Regions from separate parts of the Homo sapiens genome. Here region 1 is linked to region 2. Evidence: read pairs that join two places in POLR2A ChIA-PET (ENCODE). Cell type or tissue: PC-9. All regions are shown on one strand.

The links. Peaks named below come from ENCODE experiments on the same cell type or tissue, not always from the same donor. Only the 100,000 strongest peaks of a DNase experiment are listed, where the experiment ranks them.
Region 1: POLR2A ChIA-PET joins it to region 2 with 11 read pairs; 1 of 35 experiments calls an interaction of 5 or more read pairs at or near these places.

What each region holds. Positions count from the first base shown.
Region 1 is chr10:92,798,058-92,806,057 of GRCh38, reverse strand. No RefSeq gene overlaps it. Among named protein-coding and RNA genes, the nearest start is that of EXOC6, 46 kb to the left of the region's middle. In PC-9, no CTCF peak of the experiment used is centred here; a DNase peak (open chromatin) is centred at 6,257; H3K4me3 peaks cover 582 bases; H3K27ac peaks cover 623 bases.
Region 2 is chr10:91,887,467-91,895,466 of GRCh38, reverse strand. No RefSeq gene overlaps it. Among named protein-coding and RNA genes, the nearest start is that of FGFBP3-AS1, 17 kb to the left of the region's middle. In PC-9, no CTCF peak of the experiment used is centred here; a DNase peak (open chromatin) is centred at 3,676; H3K4me3 peaks cover 755 bases; H3K27ac peaks cover 714 bases.

The sequences.
Region 1 (8,000 bases), 910 kb before region 2:
TGTGATGGAATGATCGTGCATTAACAAATCCAGGGGAAGCAGAAAGGCTTGTCAAAGGTTGGCTGAAAGAAGGCGGGAATTTATTTATTTATTTATTTTGAGACGGAGTCTTGCTCTGTCGCCCACCCAGGCTGTAGTGCAGTGGTGCTATCTCAGCTCACTGCAACCTCTGCCTCCCAAGTTCAAGCGTTTCTCCTGCCTCAGCCTCCTGAGTACCTGGGATTACAGACGCGCGCCACCACGGGCAGCTAACTTTCATATTTTTAGTAGAGACGGGGTTTCACCACGTTGGTCAGGCTGGTCTTCAACTCCTGACCTCATGATCCGCCTACCTCGGCCTCCCAAAGTGCTGGGATTACAGACGTGAGCCACCACGCCTGGCCGGGAATTTAATTTTAAAAGGAGGATTAAAGAGGAGGAAAAGAGAAGGCAGAAGCATTTCAGTTTACTTATTGGACACAAATGTCATCTGGAAGATTTTCTTTTTCTCATTGGTGTATGGTGGAGATGTCACTACATTGAGTCTACCAATTTTTGACACTTGGGGTGAATTTTTAAAGTTGACACTGCATTTTGATTCCATATATTAATAATTTATCAGCTGGATGCAGTGGCTCACACCTGTAATCCCATCATTTTGGAGGCCGAGGTAGGAGGATTGCTTTGAGTTCAAGACTAACCTGGACAACATAGTGAGACCTCATCCTTTCTAAAAATGAAAATAAAAAAATTAGCCAGGTGTGGTGACTCATGCCTGCAGTCCCAGCTACTTGGGAGGCTGAGGCAGGAGGATCACTTGAGCCCAGGAGCTCAAGGCTGCATTGAGCTATGATCATCCAGCCTGGACAACAGAATGAGATCCTGTTACAAAAAAAAGGAAAGAAAAAGAAAAAGAATTTCCCTTTTCTTCAAGGATCATCAAGGATACAAGTTCTCCTAGAACTTTGAGTAAAATGAATCCTTCAAGAAAATGCAATGTTTATCCTATAGTTCCAGTACCTTTTGACCCATTAGAGAAACTACAGACTCCTCCCCTTTCTTCATCCCCCAGCCTGCAGCCAAGGTACTCCTAGTTGAAGAAGCAAGTTAGAGAATGAGGATTTAGAATACCATGGCTTCACATTTGTAGCCATACTTTCTACTTACCATTAAAACAAATAGATCAAGAATAAAAATAAATTCAGGAGTTATGAATAGGAAATTAAAAATAAGCATAAAAGAAATGGGATTACTAAAATTAAGAAATAAAGCCAGGGCCAGGCGCAGTGGCTCACACCTGTAATCCCAGCACTTTGGGAGGCCGAGGCGGGTGCATCACGAGGTCAGGAGTTCAAGACCAGCCTGGTCAAGATGGTGAAACTCCATCTCTACTAAAAACTACAAAAATTAGCCAGGCGCAGTGGCAGGCGCATGTAATCCCAGCTACTTGGGAGGCTGAGTCAGGAGAATCACTTGAACCTAGAAGGCAGAGGTTGCAGTGAGCCAAGATTGCACCACTGCACTCCAGCCTGGGCAACAGAGTGAGACTCTGTCTCAAAAAAAATAAAAGAAAGAAAAAGAAAGAAAGCCAGAAGCCCAAAATTTAAAGGAGAAACTTATGACACATTAATATTAAAGAATAAAACAAATTAATATTGAAAAGGTTAAATAAAAAATTTAAGAAAGAAACTTTATATATATGTGTATATATATATATATATTTTTTTTTTTTTAGAGACAGGGTCTTGCTATGTTGCCCGGGCTGGTCTCGAACTCCTGGGCTCAACCAATCTTCCTGCCTTGCCCCCAAAGTGCTGGGATTACAGGCATGAGTCACCACAACCAGCCAAGAAAAAACTTTGAAGAAAAAAATATTGAGGCTGGCCCCAGTGGCTCATGCCTGTAATCCCAGCACTTTGGGAGGATGAGGTGGGTAGATCACAAGGTAAGGAGTTCGAGACCAGCCTGACCAACATGGTGAAGCCCTGTCTCTACTAAAAATACAAAAATTAGCTGGGCGTGGTGGCAGGTGCTCGTAATCCCAGCTACTCGGTAGGCTGAGGCAGGAGAATCACTTGAACCCAGGAGGCGGAAGTTTCACTGAGCCGAGATCACACCACTGCACTCCAGCCTGGGTGACAGAGTGAGACTCTGTCTCAAAAAAAATAAAAAAAAAAAAAGATTGAACTAAAACCACAAGAATCAAAAGATCACAAGCTAAAGTAACAATAAAATTTTTAAAACTGGATGCCAAGAAAATGTTAGTAACATTAAGATAAATAAAAAGATACTGTGGCTCATACCTATAATCCCAATGCTTTGGGAGGCCGAGGTGGGTGGGAGGATCACTTGAGGCCAGGAGTTTGAGACCAGCCTGGGCAACACAGTGAGACCCTGTCACTATAAAAAAAACTTTTAAGCCAGGCTCCGTGGCTCATGCCTGTAATCCTAGCACTTTGGGAGGTCGAGGCGGGCAGATCATTTGAGGTCAGGAGTTCGAGACTAGCCTGACCAACATGGGGAAACCCCGTCTCTACTGAAAATACAAAAAAAAAAAAATAGCTGGGTGTGGTGGCACATGCTTTTAATCCCAGCTACTCAGAAGGTTGAGGCAGGAGAATCGCTTGAACCCAGGAGGCAGAGGTTGCAATGAGCTGAGATTGTGCCACTGCGCTCCAGCCTGGGTGACAGTGAGTCTCAAAAATAAATAAATAAAACCTTTTAAAATAAGCTAGACATGGCGATGAGTGCCTGTAGTCCTAGCTGCTCAGGGGGCTGAGGTAGGAGGACTCTGTCTCTAAAAAAAATTAAAAATTTAAAAAAGATAAGTAAAAAGAAAGTAGAAGTAGATTTTAAAAAATCTAATCAAAAGATTAAAGGAATGAAACATGAAACAATAAAATAATAAGATAAAAGTGGAAAATAATAACAGTGCAAATAAATTAAAATAGCTAAGAATAAACCAGATTAAAAACCAAAAACTCAGATGTAAAAGAATAAAATTATATCAAAGCTAAAACAGGTAAAAATTAGTGAAACATTAAGAGAAATACAAATCGATTATAAAGTGCACTATAACACACAAATATAAACATGTTAAAGCTAAAGTGTTAAAAATGAATCTCTAGTACAATTAAACACCTATCTACAGAGACAAATTGACAGGTACTGTCCATTCCTAATGTGATCCTCCAGGTTCAATGAAGCTACACCCACCCAGGTCACCTAGGGGAGGGCAGAGCCAAGGAATCAAGCAGAGTGAGGTTCCTGTCCTCCATCTAGTTGGAAACACCATGCATGCCCAGGATGCCAAGCAAGCCCACCTGTTCCATGGGCAGCTGGGAGATGCCACGCTCCCCAGAGACTCCCTAGGCACGCACCACTGTTTCATTGTTGCTGCACACTGCAGAGCTCTTATAGGTGGTGACGTCATAGGACAACTGGCAGCCTATGAGGATTCTACAACTAGTCATCCTTTTCTCCCATACAAAAGGAGGTGTCCGTGAGGTTAGAGCTAGCTGCAAGTAATAGAGACCCAGAATAACAGCGGCTCAAACAAGCTAGAATGATGTTTATTTCTCATGTAACAATCAAAAAAGTAAGCCCAGACTGAGATGCTAGTCCTACTCTATAAAGTCCTCAGGGTCCCGGGCTCCTTCCAACTTTCTGCTCACCATTCCAAGGACCCTACACTTAGTTAGGCCTTGTTCTCATGGCCCATGATGAAGCGCCCGTCAGCTCTCTCCAGGAGCAAGGAAATAAGAAACTGTGAGGAGCAAACACCAGTTACCTCTTAAGAAAGATTTCCAGAAATGCCATCTGGCATTTCAACTTACATCCCTTTGGCTAGACTAAGTAACATTTAGCTGCAAGGGATGTTGGGAAATGTAGTTTTAATTCTGGGGCCATGTGCATAGCTGCAAATTCTGTTATGGTAGAAAGTGAGAACGGATATTGGGTGTCAGCTACTGGTCTCTGTTTTGGGAGGATGCAACATGAGCACTCTTCTCCCTCCCCCTCCTGGGGAATGCATCTTTATTTCAGGGGAGACCCAACTTTAAAAATCTTTTTCACCTTGGTCTAGGGGAGGAAAGAAAGCTCTAGTAAAACTACATAAAGAAATACTGGCATAAATATGAATGTTTGCACACATTTTGAGAGGGGTCATGATTTGATCAAAGACACCAACATCTCACTCTGGTCTAATGTATCAGGAATCTGTGAAAACTAAAGCAATTACAAAGTTGTGAAGACCCAGGTTTGCCTCTTCATATAAAGAAAGTCATTTGCTTTCTGGTTTGGCTTCTGTCTCCTATTGAGTTCCCTGAATATCTTGCCCACTGAATAATGGGGAGAAAGGTTACCCTATCCAGATACCCAATGGGGAAAAAGGTTACATATCCAGAATGGGGAAAATGGGAAAGGTTAACCTTTCTCCCCATCCTCCCCCATTCTCCCCATTTTCCTCTTTGGAATAGGCCTACTGGACCCAAAGAATTTACAGAGGAATTTAGAGAAATGTACAGGTCCCCATTATGTTTCTAGCAGTTTATTACTCACTAACAAGTATCAAAAAAGGAAAGGCCTTTGGACTAAGTGAAGAAAAGATACATTCATGGGACCTCAGTTTACCTCTGTGTAACAAAAGGACTGAATTAGATTTGATGGTTCTCAAACTATAGTCTGTATAAGCATCACACTAAGTAGCTGGTTAACAAAAATTCAGATTCCTAGTAGATAATATATCAATGTAATAATATAATAATGATATAGGCAATGATATAATCAATTATATGATTTCAGATTTCACATTGTAATTATCCTTTAAGAAATTGCTATTTATATAGTTTTGGTAAAATTGCAAAGAAAAAAATTCACAATGATCTGAAAATGCTATTAAAATACCCCTCTTTTGTTTTCAACTACATATCTATATGAGGTCAGACTTCGACCACACAACATAACAGATGCAATGCAGAAGCAGAAAAGAGCCCAGCTGTCCTCTGTTAATGTTAATATTATAAGATATTAAAGAGATTTGCAAAAATGTAAAGTGATACCACTATATGAAATGATAAAATGATAGCCAAATTGTAAAATAATATCCACTTTTTAAAATGTGGCTGCCAGAAGACTTTAAATTACATTATTTGTTGTTTGGGATGATATAATTTTTTTTTCATATGATATGCAATGTGCATTAACATAATGATTTTATTATTGCTTTTAAAAAATAAATAACTATTTTAAAAATTGTAAAAATGTAGATTCTAAGTTCCCTAAACTGCCACCCCCCCACCACCACCAGCACCAAGAATTCTGGTTCCATAGGAATGGGCTTGGGACTGGAAATGTTCATTTTGTATAATTCCTCCAGGTGATTATGATGCAAGCGGTCCTCAGCCTACCCTTCAGACAGGTGCTCTCTAAGGCCCCTCCCACTCCTAAACTGTAAACAGAAAGAAGGAAGAGAAATATATTATTTTAGGATCAATGGAGAGATTTAAAATGGTGTTTTGGTTTCCTCGGTGTAGATTTCAGGGCCAGTCATGTGACCTCACTGCAAACAAGTTTTTTTGTGTCAATGCCTCAAAGTGTCGTGGCTTCCTCACCTGTCCTTAACCCTGCCCTTCTGGCCAGTGCATTTAGCTATGTTTGAACTCGATGTTTCCTTTGGTAAAGCTTGTCCCCATTATAGTAATTTCTCAAAGAATTTATAACCTTCAAGGTAAAGGTCTCTGAAATAGGACTCTAAGGATGCTCCGCACCATTGACACATTAAGAGCACTTCAAGTACATTAATGTCCTAAGTCCCTGGATTTATTGCAACACAGTAAAGGCTCTTTTCAGAAAGCCTACTCTTAGTTCCATTTATTCAGCAGGCTTTTCCAGAAAGAGATTAGAAGTAAAATGATTTGAGATAGAATCAAAGAATTCCATCTTTTTAATTAGTGTGCTAAACACAGGAACACCTAATACAAATATTTGGCTATGTGGTCCAGCGTGGGCTCTAAGGTCACCGGAGAAAATTTACAGGGAACTCCAAAAGCCCTGCACAATAATTGTCTTGGGTTATGACTTTTCGAATTGCCTTCATTGTCGGTAGCACTACATTTGGAAATAAATAAAATTTGCTGAATTAGGGCACTCTTCGTGTTAAAATGTTTAATCTTCACTTTAATGAGTTTTGGTCATTGAAGCCTCTTTGTTTTGTGAAAGGGAGAACCTTTACACAAGGTTAGCTCTTTTTACACAGCCTAATGACTCACTAATTAAAAATCCTTTTTGGATAGATGCCAGGCTTGTCTGGTCAATGTGAGAGGGAAGGAAGCAGAAATCGATTTCAAAATATTTTAGGTTACTATAATTCTACATTGCATAATTTATTATTAAAGATATTCCATACATGACTTTATGAAATGCTGCAGTAGAGAAGAAGGTGCCAGTTCTGTACTCATATCCTGCTTTGCATGGTAACTTATCTCACAGATGAGATTTGACATTTGAGATTTCATTACATGATGTTTTATACCATGGGCTCTGGACCACCTGCCTCTGATGTGCCACATTTGTTCCTTGCCTGAAATGAGAAGAAGCTATACTGTGAGGTGAGAAGGGGTAAAGGAATCATCCACGGCCAGGACAGGCCATGAGAAACAAGGAGCAGGGTAGAGGGAAAAACCTTAGGAGCAGAGTGTGTGGCAGAGGAGTGTATGTTCCATTTTTGGAATATCTTTAAATGGACTTTTACCTTTTCACTAAGTTTTAACTTAGAGTGGTCTTTTTAATTTAGTTTAATTTGGCTGGGTGCAGTGGCTCACACCTGTAATCCCAGAACTTTCGGAGGCTGAGGAGGGTGGATCACCTGAGCTCAGGAGTTTGAGACCAGCCTGACTAATATGGTGAAACCCCATCTCTACTAAATACAAAAAAAAAAAATTAACTGCGCATGGTGGCACATGCCTGTAATCCCAGTTACCTGGGAGGCTGAGGCAGGCAATTCACTTGAACCCGGGAGGCAGAGGTTGCAGTGAGCCGAGATTGTGCCATTGCACTCCAGCCTGAGCAACAAGAGTGAAACTCTGTCTCAAATAATAATAATATAGTTTAATTTAATTTTTCAGATAGGATCTTGCTCTGTCACTTAGGCTGGAGTGCAGTGACACAATCGTAGGTCACTACAGCCTCAAACTCCTGGGTTCAACCAATACTACTGTCTCAGCCTCCCAAATAGCTGGGACTACAGGTGCATGCCACCACATCTGACCAACTTTTTCTTGTTGTTATTTTTTGTAGAGCTAGGGTCTCTCTATGTTGCCCAGACTGGTCTCAAACTCCTGGCCTCAAGCGATCCTATAGGCTTTTTTTTTCATTGGTTATTGGAGTACAGGTGGTATTTGGTTACATAAGTAAGTTATTTAGTGGTGATTTGTGAGATTTTGGTGCACCCACCACCCAAGCAGTATATACTGCACCCTATTTGTAGTCTTTTATCCCTCAACCCTCTTCCACCTTTCCCTCAAAGTCCCCAAAGTCCATCGTATCATCCTTATGCCTTTGCATTCTCACAGCTTAGCTCCCACATATCAGCGAGAACATATGATGTTTAGTTTTCCATTCCTGAGTTACTTCACTTAGAATAATAGTCTTCACTCTCATCCAGGTTGCTGCAAATTCCTTTTTATGGCTGAGTAGTATTCATATATATATATCAGTTTCTTTATCCACTTGCAGATTGACGGGCATTTGGGTTGGTTCCACAATTTTGCTATTGCGAATTGTGCTGTTATAAACATGCGTGTGCAAGTATCTTTTTCGTATAATGACTTCTTTTTCTATGGATAGATACCCAGTAGTGGAATTGCTGGATCAAATGGTAGTTCTACTTTTAGTTATTTAACGAATCTCCACACTGTTTTCTATAGTGGCTGTAATAGTTTACATTCCCACCAGCAGTGTAGAAGTGTTCCCTAATCACTGCGTTCACACCAATATCTACTGTTTTTTATTTTTTGATTATG
Region 2 (8,000 bases):
ATTACATGTGTGGCTTGCATTATATTTCTGTTGGACAGTGCTAGTGTAGAGCACAAAGAATGCTTCTGGATTTTTGGCCAAAAGTCTGGATGTACATTTTTCTCTTTACCAAAGGTGTTAGCACCATTATAAGCCTGCCCTCAGCAATGTTCTAAATCAGTGCCTACAACTAAAAGGTTTGCTTCTTTTTTCAATTCTTTAGGCAACAGGTTTTGAGTTAAAACCTGTACTTTTTACCATAGGCATGAAACTAATGAAACACCAATTTTGATTTTCTTGTTTTCTTCTGCCAGTTCAACATACAAAGAATAAGTGTTAGTTGTTCAACATGCCTTTTGTTCTTGTTACAAACTAGTTGAACTATCACTTTCTAAAATTATATGTATGATTTTCAACCTAAATGCCCATCAATGACAGATTAAACAAAGAAAATGTGGTACATATACACCATGGAATACTATACAGCCATAAAAAGAATGAGATCATGTCTTTTTCAGGGACATGGATGGAGCTGGAGGCCATTATTCTAGTGAACTAACGCAGGAACTGTAGCGTCCAGCTCTATGGGGCTCAGCAGGTGTTCTCCCCGTGTGCAGAGACGAGAGATTGTAATAAATAAAGACATAAGACAAAGAGATAAAGAGAAAACAGCTGGGCCCCGGGGACCACTACCACCAAGATGTGGAGACCGGTAGTGGCCCCGAACGGCTGGGCGCGCTGATATTTATTGTATATAAGACAAAGGGGGCAGCGTAAGGAGGACTAATCTTATAAGTGATTGAGAAGGTGAAGCAAGTCACATGATCATAGGACAGGGGTGCTTTCCCTTTTATGTAGCTGAAGGAGAGAGAGAAGGCAGCATACGTCAGCATTTTCTTCTATGCACTTATAAGAAAGATCAAAGACTTTAAGACTTTCACTATTTCTTCGACCGCCATCTACTACGAACTTCAAAGAGGAACCGGGAGTACAGGAGGAACATGAAAGTGGACCAGGAGCGTGCGCATTGAAGCACAGCACCACAGGGAGGGGTTTAGGCCTCCGGATGACTGCGGGCAGGCCTGGATAATATTCAGCCTTCCACAAGAAGCGGGTGGAGCAGAATGTTCCCTGACTCCTCCAAGGAAACGAGACTCCCTTTCGCGGTCGCCTAAGTAATGGGTGTCTTCCCAGACACTGGCATTACCACTTGACCAAGGAGCCTTCAAGCGGCCCTTATGCGGGTGTGACAGAGGGCTAACCTCTTGCCTTCTAGGTCACTTCTCACGATGTCCCTTCAGCACCTGACCCTACACCCGCCGGTTATTCCTAGGTTATATTAGTAATACAACAAAGAGTAATATTAAGAACTAATGATTAATAATGCTTATAATAATGATTGATAATTATCCATGATCATCTCTATATCTAATTTGTATTATGACTATTTTTATTCTAACTATTTTCTTTATTATACTGAAACAGTTTGTGCCTTCAGTCTTTTGCCTCGGCACCTAGGTAATCTTTCGCCCACAAGGAACAGAAAAGCAAAACTACATGTTCTCACTTATAAATGGGAGCTGAGCGATGAGAACACATGAACACAAATAGGGGAACAACAGAAACTGAGGCCTTTTTGAGGGTGGAGAGTGGGAGGAGGAAGGGGAGCAGAACTATTGGGTACTAGGCTTAGCACCTGGGTGACTAAATAATCCACACAACAAGCCCTTATGACACAAGTTTACCTATATAACGAACCTGCACATGTACCGGCAAACCTAAAATAAAAGTTAAACAAAAATAAATAAAATTATATGTTTTTTTCTCCTACTTTATTGTCCATTAAATTAATAGTTTCATTTTGACTTCTTCATCCACATGGTAATCTTTTATTATTTCTTAACTATCTTCCATGTTTGGCTGTTCTAGTTTTAGCTTTTGAAACCATTTTTACTAAATCTAGAAATTTCCCATTATTTCTGTAAATATTGTGCTGTTAATACCATGAAAAGTGCCATTGTGTTTGGCTAAGTATTGAACATTTATTATTATTTTAGGAATATTATATCAATGTTTTTTATATTGGCTTTTAGTTGTTATTGTGGAATACTGTCAATTGCTGTTTATTCAGCTTTTTTTTTTTTTTTTTTTTGCAGTTCCAGTGATTCATGTGATCCTTTTATGCACAAGTGATAGTCATTTTCCTTTAATAGAGAACCTAAATGTGTCCTTTCACAAGTCTCTTCACTGGCCAAAGCTAATCATGAAGATAGTTGTGAAACATGAGAGTAGCTGCAGAACTTTGGCTTTGTGCTTAGCATATAAAAATGTCTAGTTTCTCCATCTGAAGGAATTTTGATGGAAAATGAAATATTAAACTTTCTGCCAAGCTGGGTGCGATGGTTCACACCTGTAATCCCAGCACTTTGGGAGGCCGAGGCAGGTGGATCACTTGAGGTCTGGAGTTCAAGACCAGCTTGGCCAACACGGTGAAACCTCGTCTCTACTAAAAATATAAAAATTGGCCGGGTGCAGTGGCTCACACCTGTAATCCCAGCATTTTGGGAGGCTGAGGCCGGCAGATCACGAGGTCAGGAGATCGAGACCATCCTGGCTAACATGGTGAAATCCCGTCTCTACTAAAAATACAAAAACAAAATTAGCCGGGCGTGGTGGTGGGTGCCTGTAATCCCAGCTACTCGGGAGGCTGAGGCAGGAGAACGGCGTGAACCCGGGAGGCGGAGCTTGCAGTGAGCCGAGATCATGCCACTGCACTCCAGCCTGGGCGAGAGAGGGAGACTCTGTCTCAAAAAAAAATATATATATATACGTAGATATATGTATATATTATATATACATGTATATATGTATATATTATATGTACATGTATATATGTATATATTATACGTACATATATGTATATATATTACATACATATATACGTATATATGTATATATGTGTATATATATGTATATATGTGTGTGTATATATATATGTGTGTGTGTGTATGTATATATATATATATATATATACACACATATATATATATAAATTAGCCAGGCATGGGGGCACGCACCTGTAATCCCAGCTACTTGGGAGGCTGAGGCAGGAGAATCACTTGAATCCTGGAGGCAGAGGTTGCAGTCAGCCAAGATGGCACCACTGCACTCCAGCCTGGGCCACAGAATGAGACTCCATCTCAAAAAATAAAAAAATAATAAAAGTCGTAATGCAAGAATCTACTGCATTCCTAGTATCAGAGAGGAAGGACATGACAAGTTTACCCTTTCTCATTCCCAAGGATTTCTGCCGACCAAGTTCATCATGCTCTGGAGTAATTCAGTTGCCAACATCGGGAGCAGTCACCTGCAGTCCCTTTTGTTTTGAGAACATTGGACAAGAAATATGGAGAAGAATTTCCCTGGGGACTAAACAGTATGGCCAGGTCGTGTTGTACTGGCAGACCCAAGCCCTCCCAAATGATGGACGAACTTTTGTGCTCTTTAATATTTTTTTTGTAAATGTGTTTGTGATATGCAGGACCCTCTCCAGAGCAGGCTTAGGCAGTGGCCCTTCTCATCTGGCCATAAGGGTAGTACTGCTCCTCTTAAAAGCTTGTGCTACTGTCATGAGCATGAAGGATGCACACACACTGACTCATTACCCTTGTGCAAGGTCACCTCTGACCTTTACTGCAGCCTTTTCCCAGGCACCAACCCCTTAGATAGGGCCAGGAAGCCTGGAACTGGCACTGACTTAAAACAGAGAGGAGCTGTATTCTACCCACATGCCTAAGAATGAAATCTCCAAAGGCCACTGCTTTGTTTTCCAACTTGTATGAAATCTAAATAGTGCTCCAAAATGAAATCCTTGTGCCTCCAGAATTGTAACACATATACTTGTTTTAAAGTCTTTATCATAAAAGCAAAACAAAACAAAACAGAACAAAACAAACAAAACAGAACAAAACAAACAAGGAAGAAACAGCCAGGCATGGTGACTCACACCTGTAATCCCTGCACTTTGGGAGGCCAAGGAGTGGAGGATCACTTGAGGCCAGGAGTTCAAGACCAGCTTGGGCAACATAGGAAGATCCTGTCTCTAAAGAAATAAAAAAAATTTTAAAAATTAGCCAAGTGTAGTGACATGTGCCTGTAGTCATAGCTACTTGGCAGGATCACTTGAGCCTAAGAGTTAAAGGCTGAAGTGAACTATGATCATGCCACTGAACATCAGCCTAGGTGACAGAGCCAGATGCTGTCTTGAAAAAACAAAAAAACAAAACAACTCAACAATAATAATTCTTATCATTTTTTTTAATTTACAAAGCATTTTTTGTACATCCTCTTCTTATCTACCTCATCTGATGGCATTTTGTGAATGAGAAAAGAGGTTCGGAGACATTCAGTGACTTCTCCAAGGACACAAAACAGAGCTGAAACTTGAACCAAGGTCTTTCCAATACAGCATAGCTGTCTCATCATCAGGCCATAGACCTTGAACATCCTCCACCAAATACTTCAGTCCTTTAGTCTCTGTTAATCCGTTGTTTCTGCTCAGCCAGAATGCCTTTCTACCAGTCCCAAATTCATAGCCTTCCACATGCATCAGAGCTTCTGCCTTAATGAGGAGGAGCCACTTTCCATGCTTTTGTTAGACAGAGGGGCCTAATCCCTTCCATCTTTGCCTGCAGACTCCATCACGGTAACTCTGGCTAACATAAAGATGTGCCTGATGAATCATCACCTTCTTTGTAAGATGATGGTGCCAGCCTCTATGGGCAGACCCAAAGTCAGTTCATGATGATGCTTAGACCTGTCTACCACAAAATGAGAAAAACAAGGACAATATAGTGAATTTTGGTAGCACTGAATTGATCAGATTAAGGATTATTCTTTATTCTGTGATTATGTCCTTTTTTTTTTTTTTTGCAGGGGTGGAGGCAGGTGGGTTTAAAATATCCTTTTTTTTTTTTAATAAAATGATGATGCTAGTATTATAGATGGTAGTTTGAAAAGTTTAATGTCTTCACTTGGCAAAGTATCAAAGTGGCAACCTTATGTCTTTCCCCAAAATGTCTTAGAAGGTTTTATTAGTCTTGGAATTCTAGACATCTGAGAACTACTGGCTTGGGGGATGATTTAATATTTTCTGACTCCCTAGAGTGTCACCAGTGGTGTTCTATGCCTCAGTGAGGTAGTAGCTGATATGGGTTTCCTAAATGACATTTAGTGAAAATATTGGCCTCGTGCTTAATATAGGCACATGAGTGTCACCACTTTCTACCAAACGACTTATGAAAATAGTGGCACAGTAAAGTAATCTGATGTATGGAAATACCTCCCAATTTTACAGGCTCTTCACGTATTAAATAAAGGGAGGGCTCTGGAGAAGCTAAAAGTCTCAAAGGTAGTATGTCGTACTGAGCAGGGATCCCCAACCTCCGGGTTGAGCTTGGCCTGTTAGGAACTGGGCCGCACAGCAGGAGGTGAGTGGCCAGCGAGTGGGCATTACCGCCTGAGCTCCACCTCCTGTCAGAGCAGCGGAGGCTTAGATTCTCATAGGAATGAGAACTATTGTGAACTGTGCATGCGAGGGATCTAGGCTGAGTGCTCCTTATGAGAAATTAACTAGTGCTTGATGATCTGAGATGGGACAGTTAGTTTCATTGTCTTCCACAAAACCGGTCCCTGGTGCCAATAAGGTTGGGGACCACTGAGAATGTAGACTATGGAGTCAGATAACCAACGTTCAAGACCCAGTGATGTCTTGCCATGTCACACTTAGGAGACAAATTACTTATCCTAAGTCTCAATTTTCTCATCTTTAAAATGGAAGTAATACTAATGATGCTAACTTTATAAGACTGTTCTGAGGATGACATATGTATAAAGCACTTAATATAGTGTTTGCTGTATAGCTAGCACTTGATAGACATTTGTTATAGATAGGCGTGGAGAAAAAGGCAATGGGGTTAGAGGGAAAGAATTCCGAGGTCCACATATGGGATAAGAAGAGCAACAGGGCTTGTGAAGATTTAAATTTTTTTTATTTTTATTTTTGAGAGGGAGTCCCGCTCTGTTGCCCAGGCTGGAGTGCTGTGGTGCAATCTCAGCTCACCACAACATTCGCCTCCTGGGTTCAAGTGTCCCCTGCCTCAGCCTCCCAAGTAGATGGGATTACAGGCACCCACCACCACGCCCGGCTAATTTTTGTATTTTTAGTAGAGATGGAGTTTCACCATGTTGCCAGGCTGGTTTCAAACTCCTGACCTCAAGTGATCCACCCACCTCGGCCTCCCAAAGTGCTGAGATTACAGCGTGAGCTACCACACCCAACCTAAAAATGTTTTTAATTGTCATCTAACAAGAGAAAAGAGAATGGTTAGGCTGGGTGCGGTGGCTCATGCCTGTAATCCCAGCACTTTGGGAGGCCGAGGCTGGCGGATCATGAGGTCAGGAGATCGAGACCATCCTGGCTAACACGGTGAAACCCCATCTCTACTAAAAATACAAAAATTAGCCGGGCTTGGTGGCGGGTGCACCTGTAGGCCCAGCTACTCGGGAGGCTGAGGCAGGAGAATTGCTTGAACCTGGGAGGCGGAGGTTGCAGTGAGCTGAGATTGCGCCACTGCACTCCAGCCTGGGCGACAGAGCGAGACTCCATCTCAAAAAAAAAAAAAAAAAAAAAAAGAAGAAGAAAAGAGAGTGTTTTAATTTGGGTTTGGGCAGGGCTGTTGTAAAGCAGCAGAAAATCATCAAGATCTAAACGGGAGGTAAGAAAAAATGAAAAGACTAAATGTCTTTATTTATGGGACATTTGACTCTGGAAGAGAAATCCTGGGAAAGGGGGTTTTATTGCATCAGACCCCCGACCAGGGAAGCAAATGTGGTCTGCTTAGGAAACCTCCCTTTTTTTGTGTGTACCAGAAGCTCAGCAACAAATAATTTCCCTCAAAAGCCTGGTTTTTAAATGTGCTAACTAGACACAGTTCTAGAATAACTACAGCCCCCAAATTTAAATTCCAGAAATATGCTATACAGGCTGAAAATAATTAAAATTTAAAACAAAATTATCATAAAAAGCAAATAACATAACGAAATGCAATGCATGAATCTTTAACATATTCTGGATTTAAAAAAAATTTTAGTTAAAAGGCATTTTGGGAAAAATAAGAAAATTTAAATGAGGACTATATTTTAGGAGATATTAAATTAGCGTTGATTTTCTTAGGTGTGATAAATGGTGTTGTTGGTACATAAGAAAATGTACTTATTCCTAGTTGCTGCATGTGAATTATTTTGGGGCAAATTGTCATGAGGTCTGCAATTTCCTTTCAAATAATGCAGGAGAGAGGAATCTCTCTATACAGACAAAGGATAGAGCGAGTAGGGCAAAATGCTAAGAAGTGAATTTAGGTGAAGAATCTACAGGTGTTAATTGTATTACTGCACTACACGTTCAACTTTTTTGTAGATTTGCATATTTTCTACATTAAAAGTTTGGAGAAAAGCTAACTGGATCGCGCCTCCACTTACAAATATAAAAAAGTCTTAGCGAAGGGAAGAAAAGTGAAAGAGACAGGGTTCTGCTTCGGTTTCCCCACGTGCAAAGGTGTGGAGGAGGCTGCAGTTTTAAGCGCTTGCCTGGGCGCTGGCTACCTTCTTCTGGCCTCGGTGCGGTGACTTCCAGCAAGGGAAGCCACCTACGTTGCACTGGCTTCGTGGGCTCCACGATTATCTTAAAATGTTTTCTAAATTATTTGAATTGCGATGAGACTATGTGGTTCTGGGGAAGGTAAACATGGCGATTAAATAGTGAGATTTTTAAAAATAACACCAAAAGAGTCACGCGTGCACGTGGAGGAATGTGAACGTGGCGAGTGGCAGCACCGCCCGCGGGGAGATAGATGCTCCGGGCACCGGTGGAGCTGTGAGGGCCCCGGGCTCCGGGCGCTGCGCGATGCTGCGATGCTCCGGGCGAAGCTCCCGGCGCGCACAGGGTTAACGCCGGGCGAGGG